Linked DNA regions of Mus musculus: region 2 is linked to region 1. Evidence: chromatin loops called from intact Hi-C (ENCODE). Cell type or tissue: left cerebral cortex. All regions are shown on one strand. Region 1 has its middle 24 kb from the start of Gm35692. Region 2 has its middle 19 kb from the start of Vegfa.

Evidence for each region. Hi-C counts contacts between places; a loop is a spot of excess contacts. Peaks named below come from ENCODE experiments on the same cell type or tissue, not always from the same donor. Only the 100,000 strongest peaks of a DNase experiment are listed, where the experiment ranks them.
Region 2: it touches region 1 in a loop (1.9-fold over the local background); 3 of 42 quality-filtered maps call a loop at or near these places.

The regions. Positions count from the first base shown.
Region 1 is chr17:45,851,410-45,853,909 of GRCm38, reverse strand. No RefSeq gene overlaps it. Among named protein-coding and RNA genes, the nearest start is that of Gm35692, 24 kb to the right of the region's middle. In left cerebral cortex, no CTCF peak of the experiment used is centred here; no DNase peak of the experiment used is centred here.
Region 2 is chr17:46,012,471-46,014,970 of GRCm38, reverse strand. No RefSeq gene overlaps it. Among named protein-coding and RNA genes, the nearest start is that of Vegfa, 19 kb to the left of the region's middle. In left cerebral cortex, no CTCF peak of the experiment used is centred here; a DNase peak (open chromatin) is centred at 1,103.

The DNA of each region.
Region 1 (2,500 bases):
GTATCAACGTATAAATTCTAAAACAGATAGTTAACATGAACCCTCATATTCAGAGGAGATATGTGTTTTAAGAGACACTTCAAACATATAGAAGGGAGTCTAGGTCTGGTTTTAGGAGGGGAAGGAACTATAAAAGTGGGGAGGAGAGATGGGGCTGGGGAGATGGCTCAGTGTGTGAAGTTCTCACCACACAAACACGTGGACCGCTGCTGCTTGCCCTTGCCAGCCCCCCCCCCCAGGCTCTCCAATTCACACAGCACCCAGTGACTCTCTGTACCCCCAGACTGCCAGGCTTGCCTAGTTCCCTCTCCCACACCGTCCCTAGTAGAGCCAAACTGTCCCCCAAGTTTGAATCCAACTACCAGGGTTCTCTCCAAACATGGCTACCCCTATCTGGGCATAGCCTAGCCAGTTAGCATAAGACTAGACGCGTGCCTCCCCCAGCCAGAGGCTCAGGCTTCTGTCAGTAAAACCTTACAGGGCAGAGTTTGTTACTTTCAAATCTGAGTGATCAGCTACATTTCCTAATCTATTTGATTTTTATTTTTTAAGTAGGACTACGGTGCAGGATGCTCTAGCTATACGGGGTGGGGTGGGGGCATATGTATATGACTCAAAAGACGGATCAAAGACATGAGCAGTACCTTGGTCTCCCATTGTCTGGATAGGGACATAAACCTGCTAGTATTTCATAGAAGCTGATCTGTGCTGTCAGATACGGGGCCACACATCCTACTTTGTTGCTTAAGGAAATGTGAGGGAGAATGTCCTCACAGCCTTGTTCCTTATAGGAATCCCATATCTTCCTACTGTGGAGATTTCCTAAGTGTTTAACCTGCTCCCTATTCCCAGTGAACAGTCAGATTTCTTTTTCCCATAAGCCAGGAACGTCCTAAGTCCCAGGACTCAGAGTCTGTTGATCTCTTGTCACCCAGGAGCTAGGTTTCTCATACATGCCACGGTTACTGCCTCCTGTTGCTTTTGTTCATTATTTCGGGCACACTGGCCTTGCCTGGAGACCATTGTGCTCCTGTTCCTGTCAGGGGTGGGTCACCAGCAAACAGGGAGGAAGCCCCTGCCTCTCCATTCAAATCATTGATAAAAATCTCAGGCGATATAGGGACTAATGACAGGTCCCCAGGGGGGCCAGCCCTAGAGAATTCCAGCTCTCCATCATTACCTGTCACCAGGGGGCTGATGCAGGAGCCAGTCCCACTACATTATCCTTGACTCTGCTGAGTCCAAACCGCAACTTGCAGCATGGAGGAGAAGGAGGAACACGGTCTGCTGCTGACTCACTATTTGATATTAGTGGCGTCATCTAGAAGGTCTGAAGAGGAAAGCCCTAGCCTCATGGACAGCAAAGCTGGATTCAGCTGCCCATGGCTAGTTGCTGCTCCAAGGCAAATCACCTCCAGGGCAGAGATTTCCTGTGTGCACCAGAAATGATGCCTCAGAGAGGATCCAGTTCATTTTTTCTAAAACTGACCTTGGATCGGACTCTCTCTCTCTCTCTCTCTCTCTCTCTCTCTCTCTCTCTCTCCCTCCCTCCCTCCCCTTCTCTCCCCCCTCCCTCCCCCACCTTGCTTTCTCCTCCATCTGAGACGACTAAGGCAAGAACGTCATTCCGTTCTTTATCCTTGAAATCCCAATCTCTGTTGCATCAGCCACACTGTGGGCTGGACCAGCCATGCACCAGCATTTGGCAAAGACTTTGCCAGATTTTCCACGATCACTTTCAGTGTGGGACCTGAATGAGCTCTCCTGTGCCACCCACTTGGCTGGCCATGACAAGCCATTCATTCCCCCATTGCCCGGTGTCCTGACCCTCTTGGTTTTTCTTAACTTTGAAAGCTCAAAACTACGCCCCCTCCCCTTCCCTGTATAACTGCCTCCCTGGAGGCCCGGATGGCAACTGCTGGGGCTCACATCCCTCAGCACATTGCTCCTAAGACCGATGTCACCCCAACTGCTGCTGCACAGGCAAGGACCCCAGTCAGCTTTTTATCTTAACTACTAATCCCATGTTGTGGTCACAGCTGGGGTATTGCTTTTCTTCTTAAGTGTGTAAAAAAAAAAATAGGAATGGGAACCCTTGAGAGAGCTAGGAGGGGCCCAGATCTCTGACCACCTGCCTAGGTCCTCTCTACAGTCCCACAGGCCACCCCTCTACACAGTGACCTCCACTCCCTTGCCGTCCTGCCTGATCAGCTTCTAGACGGAACTGATAGTAGGAAGAGCTATACCTACCTGGTCAGGAGACGCTCTTCAGTGTGCTTTTTCCTGGGGAATCAGAAGGGTACAGGATGGGCTAGAAAGCCGGGTCTTTGGACAGAGGAAAGTGGGCACCCTCCAACCACAGTATGACCGATCGCACAGAGTGTACAGAGCACATGCAGAGGAGAGGGGAGAGGAGACTGCAGGGGTGGGTGGAACGGCCCACTTTCTCCCAGCCACTCTCCAGGTAGGAGAGCTACATGAGGCCAGAGAGAAGAGTTGA
Region 2 (2,500 bases), 160 kb before region 1:
AGAAGCCAGATTTTAAAAGAAACAGGTAAAATGCATATTCACTTTATGCGTTATTTAGCCTCACGTATGTGAAATGTCACCTAAACCTTTTGTTAAAATGGAAATTATTAGTGAGAAATTATTAGGGCCACAATTTTTTTTTTTTGAGACAAGGTCTCATTGCTGCTCCAGTTAGCCTAGAACTCACTCTGAAGACCAGGCTAGATTTGAACTCACAGAGATCTGCCTGCCTCTGCCTGCTGAGTGGTGGGATCAAAAGCTTTATGGCACCACACTTGGTCTTGGTATGTATTTTGTTGTTGTTGGTGTGTTTTTGTTTTTGTTTTGTTTGTTTGTTTGTTTGTTTACTTCTTGTTGGCTATTTTTAGAGAGAGAGTTCATATGTAGCTTTGTCTGTCCTGGAACTCACTATGTAGACCGGGTTGGCCTTGAACTCATAAAGATTCATCTACCTCTGTCTCCCAAGCACTGGATTAAAGGCGTGGGCCATCATGCCTGGCTGCCTCAGTATGCAGTTCATACTTATCACATGTCAGAATTAGTAGTGACCACATCTTAGGAGCTTGATATACATTCATGCCTGGGTCGTCTTTTCTTTGCCAACACACACACACACACACACACACACACACACACACACACACACACAGACACAGACACAGACACAGACACAGACACACACACACACACACACACACACACACACACACACACACACACAGGTTTGAAAGTGGAGTCTTCATCTCAAGACTGTGGCAGTGAGGTGTCTGTAGAGTCCCAGGAGAGGTCCATGAGGACTGGCTGGATAGGTGGGGGTCTAGCAGGGGTAGTAGGGACTGGAAGCGATGGTCTCTTCCCTGAGGCCATATTGTCTCCTTTAACCGCCCTAGTGATAGAGCTTGTTACTAATTGCTTAGCAGAGGAGAGACTTGGGGCCCAGAGAAGGTAAATAGTTTGCCTGAATTTCTACACAGCCTGTAAACAGCCTGGTGAGAATTTAAGCCAGTTTTCTTGACTCCGACTCAAGTGCTCTTCCCACCCACCACAGCTGCCCCGGGCTAGGGCAGGACACCAACAAATAAAATCGAGGCGTCTAGACTGAATACAAACAGGCCGGGGAAAGTGGGACAGGGGAAGGATGTAGAGGTAGCCAAACCCAGGGCCCAAATCCAACTTCCCTATGCACGGTAAGGCTAGTCGAGCAACGTCTCCAGGGGCTGGGGCTCGTCAGTTGAAGATCGGAAACCTAAGCACGCAAGAGGTTGCAACACGCGGCCTTGGACAAGAGGAACAGTCTTGAAATAGACGATGGAGAAAAAATAAAATGCTTTCTCCTGTCTGTATGTGCAGGATCCCGTGGGGCCCACAGATCGAGGCTAAGACCTACCCTACCCTGGACTCTGTCTCTATGTTTTCTTCTTTTTTTTTCCCCCCAAAAGGCTCTTAAACAGTCACGGCTCACAAAAGCCTCCAGACTCCAAAGTTTAGTTCACTGGTTCTCAACCTCCCCAATGCTTCAGCTCTTTAATATGGTTCCTCATGTTGTGGTGACCTCCAACCATAAAATTATTTCACTGCTACTTCCTATCTGTAACTTTGCTATAGTTATGAATCGCAATGTAGGATAAATATCTGGTGTGCAGGACATCTGATACGGGACCACAAGGAGATTGTGACCCATAGGTTGAAAGCCAGTGCTTTAGAGTCTTTTCCTTCTTCAAGAAGCCACTGGGTCCACTCATTTTCTTCTCACAGCTTCTCCCATAAGATGGGTGGTTGACTCCAGCAGTAACAGGTGACCCTGGGCACACACCACCTATTAGGATTGTCATGGTGACATATCTGGAATTCTTCCTTTCGCTTCATGTTGTGGCTCTTAACACCAGCCAGTCAACCTTACTCTTTCCATCTGTGATGGCTTCCAGGGGAAGAATGTTAACATCAGAAGGAAAAGTTTAGCATTTCCGGGACTCGGTTTCCGCAGCCATCATGCTGTCTGATTTCACTCTCTTGGAAGGGAGTTCAACTCCCCTGCCAGGAGACAGGAGAGGGAGAAGGAAGGGGAGAAAGGGTTACAGACCTCCAGTGCTCCTACCTCCCCAAGCAGAGGGCCCAGACGTAAGTGAATTTACTGGGGTTCTTTAGTCCCAGGGAACCAGTCTAGTAAAGCTACTGTCTGCCCAAAACTACAGTGGCAAGCTAAGTTAGGGGCTGCAGGGAGCACACGGTGTTGCTCATGTTTCTTGAATGAAGAGTGTAATGGCTCTAGTGATGTCTATCCAAAAGAACACGGGTCTCACCTACAGGCCGAGGATGAGAAGAGCCAGGGAGAAAAGACCGAGCAAGCTTCAGGAAGAGGCTGCGGATCTTTCCTATCCATACTCCAGCACTTTGAGGGCTGGCCAAGTGTGCTGTGCCTTGGTACTGAAAGAGAACTCATGGGATCTAGCAGCCTTTGCTTATGCTAGCCGAAAGATGAAGGCTAAGCAAAGCAACCCTC